Regions from separate parts of the Homo sapiens genome. Here region 2 is linked to region 1. Evidence: read pairs that join two places in POLR2A ChIA-PET (ENCODE). Cell type or tissue: Panc1. All regions are shown on one strand. Each heading gives the region's core, and the rest is flanking DNA. Links, peaks and the distances in the headings are about the cores only.

Region 1 (4,456 bases), core at 1-4,000:
CTTTCCTCATCCCCCTTTGCTTAATTTCGAGCTGTCCCTCAGGTCTTGGCTGAGACATCCCTTGCTGACCTGCTATGCCAAGTTGGGCCCTGCCCTCTTTGCTTCCACAGCCTCCTTCATGCTTCCATCAGTGGGGGAGCCACAGATGTGTGTGCATTTTCCAGTGCACCAACGAGGTAGGGCCCATTCCACTGGGGTTGAGAAGTCTTCAGAAAGTAATAGATGTTCAAAAAGTATAAAGAACATATCAGCCGCAATGCCTCCATCTAACAAGGGTCACTGTACACACTTTAGTGTATTTTCTTCCAATCTTTTTTCTGTGTGCACACAACTACATTTTGTGAAATGTGTACATAATAAAAATACTAGCAAACATTTACTGAGTCTTGCTCTATGCCATTCATCTTCACATGTCCAGTGCATGTTTACTGAGTTTCTACTCGGTGCTATGCACTGCTCCAAGTACTAGTGTAGAATAGTGACCCAGACAGACAAGATCAAGAAGCTTATGTTCTACCAGCCTACACACTCAAGAAACAAGCCAAAACATACAATGAGCAACTGAGTGATCATCCACTTGGGGGGTCTCAAAGATCCCTCCAAGAATGTCACAATTCAGATCAGCATGGCAAGGAGCTGAAGGAAGAGTGCTCCTGAAGGGAACAGTTAACGACAGGTCCAGCGGAAACAAGAGTGACACACTCCGTTCTTAGAGAGGGCAACATGGCTGTATTATGGCGGGCTAGAGGGCAGGGTAAGGCAAGGAGATCAGGCAGAGACACAGAGAGGGGCCAAGGTGCGCAGGGCTCTGTCAACTCAGCGGAGGAGCATAGGCTCCATCTGCAGTCAATGGGAAGCCGTGGAGGGTTTTGGCAGGACGATTACAAACAATCTGCACATTAGCTCAGTTCTGCTTGGAACATCCTTAGGAGGTGGGTAGTATTTTTTTTCTGTCTGTACAAATGAGGAAACTGAGGCTTGAAGAAGAGACATATCCAAACTCATAAAGCCAATAAATGGCACAGGTGGTAATTCTCATCACGTAGTGACTCCAGGACACATATTCTTCAGAAGCCATTGACATTTGTCCTCTCCATTCTACAGACAGGGACACTGTGGCCCAGAGAAACCACAGATAAGGCTGTGCCAGAAGAAAAAGAGGAAGCTACAGAACTGGGAGAAACAGGTTAAAAGAAGGAACAGGAGTTGTACTTCTGGACTCTGGATTCTGTGCACACTCGGGGTTGTTCAGAAGCAGTTCCAACAGAGCCACCCTCACCTTGCAAGCTCGGTAGAGGTACTTCTTATCCTGCGTGAGACGGTAAAGGGACAGGAAGGAATAGCCGTTGCCAGCAGTCCCATGGCATATCCCGTAGCCCTTCCGCAGCAAACCTCGCTGCCAAATCACATCGCTACACTCCATGGCCTCTTTCAAGTACTTCTCCTCCTTAAAGACCTGGGCAAATTAAAAACAAAGCAGTGTTAAAAAGACAGTTTCAACGATGAGTTGGCAAAATACTTTCCCTTTCTGGTTAGAATATGGCATGATATTAGGAAAACTGAAATGGCACTGGGGGTGAAAAACAGACAAACAAACAAAAAAACACCAGCAACACAGTACATAGAATCTCGCAATCTCAATCCATTAGCCCAGCGGTCTCCAACCTTTTTGGCACCAGTGACTGGTTTTGTGGAACCATTTTTCAATGGCCAGGAAGGTGAGTGGGGGATGGTTTCGGGATGAAACTGTTCCAGCTCAGATCATCAGGCATTAGTTAGATTCTCATAAGGAGCGCGCAACCTAGATCCCTCGCATAAGCAGTTCACGATACGGTTCGCTCTCCTGCGAGAATCTAATGTGGCCGCTGATCTGACAGGTGGCAGAGCTCAGACAGTAATGCAAGTGATGGGGAGCGACTGTAAATACAGTTGAAGCTTCGCTTGCTCGCTGCTGCTCACCTCCTGCTGTGCAGCCCAGTCCCTAACAGGCCACGGACCAGTACCAATTCACAGCCTGGGGGCTGGGGACCCCTGCATTAGCCTATTCCCCTTGTCCTCCTTCTGTTTCACGGTTTTACTAAAGTAATGCTAAAATTTAGTTTTTAAAATTAAAATTAAAGCTGCCATATCTTTTTGGTAAGATGTTTTCCTTGTTTCTTGGCACATACATCCCATAGCTCTAAAACTTCTGCTCTTGTAGAAGGCAATCGAGAGAGTGAGGCCCTGTTAGCAGGGCAAGAGTATCCAATACACTGATCAGTACACATCAACAGGACCTGAGGACCCTGCACCACCAGGCTAGGAAGATCCATCTTCACCCATCCCAAGGAAGCTGGCACAAAGCTTTCTGGGGTCCAGGAGCAAGCACCACCTCCCTGAGTTGTTTATATGGTCAGCTGCAGAGACAGGCAGGCTCAGTGAAGGCAAGAGACGGCAAGAAGCAGCTGTGGGTTTTCACTTCCTGAGATTCCCTTGTACATTTTCTTCTTTCTCCTCACAGGCCATGTACTGTTTTCCTGATCCTTTTCTCAGAGTCTGTTCTTAGTTATCCCTACCTGCTAAACTCATCACATTCCAGTGCAAATGGGTTTTGGACAATGAATCAGAGGCACAAAGGTCATCACTACTTGGGTGGCAGGTCAGGTCCCTCTACTTGTGACTGATGAGCTGGACACTCAGCCGAGAAGGGCTCTGAGGCCTCAGGAAAAAGGCGGAGGTTGGGGGGCAGGGCATGAGAACTGCGACCAGTGTCTACAGAGGGCACAGCGGGAAACAGAGGCACAGCAAATCACCAGGGAGATTAAATGTTCCCAAAGTTAGGCTGTTAGGGAATCAGACGCAGGACACCCTCTATCAGTCACAAAGGCTGCTAAGATGTGGGCTCTGGGGTCAGACAGCCTGAGCTGAGTCCCTACTGTCACCTTTTAACTGTGTGACCTTGGATAAGTCACTGAAAGTCTATGTCTTAGTTTTCTCAACTATAAAGGGATGACATTCCTTCACCTCAGTGGCTTGCTATGAAGATTAAAATGTGATCACATCCATGGAGCTCCTGGAACAGTGCCTGGCACATGGGAAGTGCTAGCTATTTCCTGGCTATGATTAACCATTACTCTTTCTACGGTATTGTGCCGGCACACACACTTCATCCTGTCACTTGCATCTTAAGCCTCTGAAAATGAACTGTAAAGGAAAACATGTTTTCCCATCCTAAGGAAATATTTGGTCAAAGCTAATGGGTGAGAAGATATTGTTTGAGAGGCTGTGTTCTGAAATCACACAGTGAGGCCAGCCCTAAAGTGAGCTGGAGCTGCCCCTGCTGGTGGAGCCTGGGTGAGTGATGGTCCACAGGGAAACTGAACAGGGTTCCTTCATGCCGTCCCTGCGCCTGCGAGGCTGAGGCTGCTAGAGCCATGCCCACAATGCAGCCTGCACTGCTGCTTCTCAGCACCAGCAGCCTACCATGCCCACTCCTGCCACCACATACACTCATGCTCTAAGCAAACAGCTACTTCTAACAGCGAGACATCCAAGAATTCAGAACTATAGAAAAAAGCTCCTGGACTTAATCACAGATACATCTTCTCCACATTGTATTACAGCAATCATACATGGGCTACAAAATCCATGTACTTATCCACATTACCTCCCCCAAATGGTAAGTTTCCCTGGGCAGTACAGGACAGAAAGTGTGAAAAGACAGCACAATGCAAAGGAAAACCCGAGGGCTCTGGAGTCAGAGGCAGGGCTAGAGTCCCTGTTCCACCGCACCCGACCTGGGCCTGTGCGCCCATGCTACAAAACAGATGGATCCCAAGATGACCCAAACGTCAGAAATAGGGACAAGGGTTTTAGGCAGTTACTAGAAATATCTTCAAAGATGAAAAGGGAACTATACTCATCATCAGTGAACCCTCAGAAGAGAAAGGGAGAATAAGACAGAAACAAAGGGATATTCTGGACCTAGAAAACATCAATAGGTAAAATTACAAAACTCACTGGGTGGGTTTAAGAGCAGGCTGGACATAACAGAAGAAATCATGAATGAATACAAAACCAGGGAAATAGCAATCATCTGATCCGAATTACAGAGAAGAACGAGAAATCTGGAAAACAAAAGCCTCAGGAACCTGTAGGAAAAGAGTGGCCAGTCACCCCAGTGTACTAAAAGATACACACTTACAAATTCAAGTTCAAAGGATCTTAAGCACGATAAATACAAATACATCTAGGCATGTAACAGTTAAACTATTGAAAACCCAAAATTAAGAGGAAACTGTGAAAGCCTCTAGAGAAAAAGCACATGTTCCATACAAGAGAATAGTGCAAAGAATGACCTTGAAAGAACAGAGGTGGACAACGACGGAACACTGCCTTTAAAGCACCGAAAAGAAAAAAAAGTCAACCCAGAATTCCACACCCAGCAAAACTGTATTTAAGAATAAAGGTGAAATAA
Region 2 (4,238 bases), core at 1-4,000, 360 kb after region 1:
CCAGGGAAGAGGATTCAAACGAGATCAAGGAGGAAATGCGGGGGAGAGAAAACTTGGCCAAAAGGCAGAAAAAGATGTGAGAGGAGGTGAAGGGAGCCAGTTTAATGAGGTCGGTCGTTCTTGCTTCCGGGCACATATTTCTTCATTTCTCTTATTTTCTGAAACTTGACCCCCATGTGTTCTTTCCATTTGACCCTCAGTGAAGAGAATGGAGATGCAACATGAGGTCCTGGAGCAGGCAGACTTTGGAAGCTGACAACCCTGAGCTTGCCTTTGGGGTCTGTGAGTTTGTGGAGAAAGACTCTCCATCTCTGATCCTCTGGTGTTTCCTCTCCTGTAAAAAGGGAACCGTGGTGCCTCTCTCGAAAGCCAATTTCAAGCACTGAAATAAACCAATGGGCTTAGAGCACAGTGCCTGGCATGAGACGGGCATCCACCACATGGTAAGATTCATCTCGTATGAGCAGCAAGGGCTGCACAAACTTTGTATTAAAAGCACATTTTCAAGTTCAGAGCACAGCAGCACATTTTAAGTAGCTTTTCAAAGATGCCACAAGTCCGTTTCTGATATTTTCAAAGAACTGGGGAGGGGAAAAAAGGAAACTGAGAATTCAGAACAGCCCCCAGGACCACCTTCACATAAAATAGCGATGGGAACGTGCAGTAATATGGGACTCTTTGGTTGCTTATCAGTTATGATCCAAATGGCACAAATATAATGGAAGCAAGCACCATGGAGTTATATTCAGAAACCCATGCACATTTTTCCATGCAGATGAGCAGCAATGAAAGAGAAAACATGCTCACAGAAGCACTAAGGTATAAATGATCAGTAGTTAATTATTTTGCAAGCTATTTCTAGGGCTGTGATCTTAATTAAAGGGTTAAGAAAGGGGTACATGGGGGTCGGGAGTCCTCCATGTCTCTACTGTTTAACCTTTTCAGTGCTCACGTGTTACTCTAATTTTAATCTCTATGCCTCCAAAGCCAACACTCCTGCCTCCAACACAGTGGCCTATGACGCAAGAGAGTGTGCCGAAATCCCTGCCATGTCATTGAAGACTAATTTTAATTCAGAAATGAAGTTTCCTTCTCTAGAAAGTCTTGAGAGCTGCTGGTGCTGAGATTGAGACCCACTTCCAGAACAGTTCCACCCTCCTTCCCCATCTTTCTAGCCTTGGACATCTCTTGTTTCTAAAGATAGACTTCTTACTCTTCACTTATCTCCTGGGGATCGAGTTCCTCTCCTGGTTAATTGGAGTTTTGGTTTGTGCTCCAGGGTCCCAAATTTCCCTGAAACTGACAGTAGAGTTCCATGGCCTTGAGCAGTTAAATGGCCCTCCCCACTCTGGCCTCCAGCGATGAGCGAACCTCAAGCGCTTGGTCCTTTGATGAACAGTCAGCCTAAGCTGCTCACCTCCAACAATGCTGCCCACTTAGCAGCTGAGCCTTTGCCGTGCTGAAACAGGCTTGCTTCTGGGTGCTGCAAAAATTAGGCCATCAAGTTATAAATTGCCTGGTAGGTTAAGTAGATTAAGTCAGAGTCAGTCTACCTTTCCCATCTTTTAGCTAAGTTCCATTTGTCTCGGTTCCAAAAATTCACATATGGAAAATGAAGTTTCACAGAGATATATGTTTACAGTCTCTCTCTCTCTCTCTCTCTCTCACACACACACACACACACACACACACACACACACACATCCCTGGAGACCGTCATCCGTGGGAGGGAAGACTTTGCCTTTCACACAGCAAATGTGGCTTATAAAATGCTCGTTTAATCAGAGCAAAGAAATGCATGCAGGGCAAGAGGTGTGAGACGAGGAGAGCTGAATGAAAGCATATTCTCTGTCCCCTTTCCCTCTGTGGCTTAAAATTCACATTGACATGGGAGAATTGTACTGATACAGACACAAACTGGGATTATGTATATGGGGGCTAATTGGAAGCAGCTGACAACAGTGGGAAGAAAAGCTACCCACATTTGGACAATTGCTTTCCTTCTCGTGGGTGGGCCAGTTTGTGAAGGCCTGGAGCCTTCCCGGGGCTGGGACCTGAAAGCTGAATTGCAACACATATCTTACATAAAAGGCAGAATCCTTATCCACACAAGAGACCTACACGTCTATTACTAAGTGGCCAATTACATAAAAGGAATGAAATCCATTGAATTCCCCTTAAGTAGTTCCCACTGGGGCATGTGATTTGCCAATACAAATATTGCTGGTACAGATACAGTCATGAAGAGCAGGCGCATGGGCTGTGTTTGCACCTCATTTAAGCAGATGAGGAGCATCTCCCAACATGCGGTTCACCTTCTGTGGCGTCACTTTCAGACTGGCAGGTAGCAGAACATAAAGTGTAGTCAACTTGGCCATGTCCAAGTAACAATTAAAAATAATAATTTGTTGAGCTCCCACTCAGTGTTAACCAGAGCACGTCCATGATTTTTGACGCTCACATGGTTACACAGTTGGAAACAGGCAGAGTTGGCATTGAGCCCTTGTCTCTTCAGGCCACACGGTATCCAGAGCCCCAAAACCTACTCATACCCTTTCACAGGGAACTGCATCGTTATACTGGGAGCAAGGCCAAATAGCCATCTACATGCTGGGTCTATCCAAAGCCAGTTTCCTGCCCAGAACCATCTATGGCTCCCAAAACACAAGATGAAAAGTCATTTCCTGAAGGGGAGGTAAAATAATGAGAAACTCACTTTGGCCATACTGAAGAAGGATACTGATTATATCTTGGGTTCATGAAATAGTCTAGATTCTACAAGCAAAGATGGAAGGAAAAGATGCTAGGAAAAAATCAACTTAAGATGTTTGTTGTTTGTTTTGCCTCATTATACTTTCTTAGAATGTGAGACTTTGAGAAAATCAGCATTATACTGTGAAATTCAAAAATTTACCACAAGAATCCAGCGATTTCACTTCTTGAACTAGATACTAAGGAAATAATCCAGAAGGGAAACGTAATTATGTATAAAACTACTGAGGCACTACTAAAAACAAAAATGTCAGGAAACCACACAAATTCACCCAGTAAGAACAGCTGAACAAACTAGAATATATTAATGAAATATAACCATATAATCTCACATGACAATTTGGCAGTTAAATGCATATAAAACTGTACACTTGGGAAAGGTCAGAAAATGCAGAGTGACAGAAATAAATTAGAGTTAAATTGTTCTTTTAGGGGCAGAGGGTGTCCCTGTGAGCCTTTCTCAGAATCGTCTGTAGGTTTTCCCCACGTGGCATAACACACATCAGCTCTGTGCCCGCTGGTGGCTGCCAGCAGAGGCCCAGTCCACACTGAGAGGACCTCTCTGCCTTCAGTTCTTCCGAGGTCCTGGAAGTTGGCACTGGGTCTCTGTGTCTCCAGCCCTACTTCCACCCAGCCCTTATCTGGGTCAGAACATGTCCAGTATCTGCTCAGCACATCTCGGTGAGAATGACTGCTTTCTTATAAGGACGATGTAACGCATAAGAAATCCTGCAAGACTGATTGATTTTTCCTGCATTCATGCAAGTATTTATTCATTGAGTATTTACAGAAGTCTACTATAGACTATTATTTTATCTTATTAAAATATGGTGTACATACAATAAGGCAGAATAAGAATAAATCCATTCAGTCAAAAGTTAAATGGTTGCCACAGTTTGGGGAGGGTGGGAAGGAGGAGTGAGCAGGTGGGGAAGGAGGGGACTTGTAGGGCCAGGAGACGACTCTGCGTGATATAGTAATGGTGAATGCATGTCATTATAGATTTGTCCAGACCTGAAGAACGTACACCACCAAGAATGACCCCTAACGCAACCTGTGGGCTTTAGTGAATAATGTATCAATATTGGCTCATTAATTGTAACAAATGTGCCATGCTAATGACAGACGTTAATAATAGGGGAAACCTGCAGGGACCATGAGAAAGAAACAGGGGCCGTGCTGGAACTCCCTGAAACTGCCACTCAATTTTTCTGTAAGCCTAAAACAGCTCAAAAAAGGAAGTTTATTAAGTAATAAAAGAGAAAGTTCTTTCACTCTTTATTTCAACTCTAGCTAGCATTGAGGATGAATACCAGCTGGTGCCAAGGAGATAACAGAGATCTAAGATCTGCTTCCTGGTGTGTTTTTACTTGGAAATCTGAGTTGCACATTCTGTGGCTGGAAGTCTTGTTGCACAGAATTTTAGAGGTGACATTTAATCTTTTGTTCAGTTTAGTCTTTTGTGC

Evidence for each region. Peaks named below come from ENCODE experiments on the same cell type or tissue, not always from the same donor. Only the 100,000 strongest peaks of a DNase experiment are listed, where the experiment ranks them.
Region 2: POLR2A ChIA-PET joins it to region 1 with 6 read pairs; 2 of 35 experiments call an interaction of 5 or more read pairs at or near these places.

The regions. Positions count from the first base shown.
Region 1 is chr7:55,422,254-55,426,709 of GRCh38, reverse strand. LANCL2 (LanC like glutathione S-transferase 2) reads right to left here. Exons shown (of 9, transcript NM_018697.4): 7 at 1,280-1,456. Among named protein-coding and RNA genes, the nearest start is that of LANCL2, 59 kb to the right of the region's middle. In Panc1, for the core only: no CTCF peak of the experiment used is centred there; no DNase peak of the experiment used is centred there.
Region 2 is chr7:55,059,078-55,063,315 of GRCh38, reverse strand. The region is part of intron 1 of EGFR (epidermal growth factor receptor); the gene reads right to left. Among named protein-coding and RNA genes, the nearest start is that of EGFR, 42 kb to the right of the region's middle. In Panc1, for the core only: no CTCF peak of the experiment used is centred there; no DNase peak of the experiment used is centred there; H3K27ac peaks cover 3,623 bases.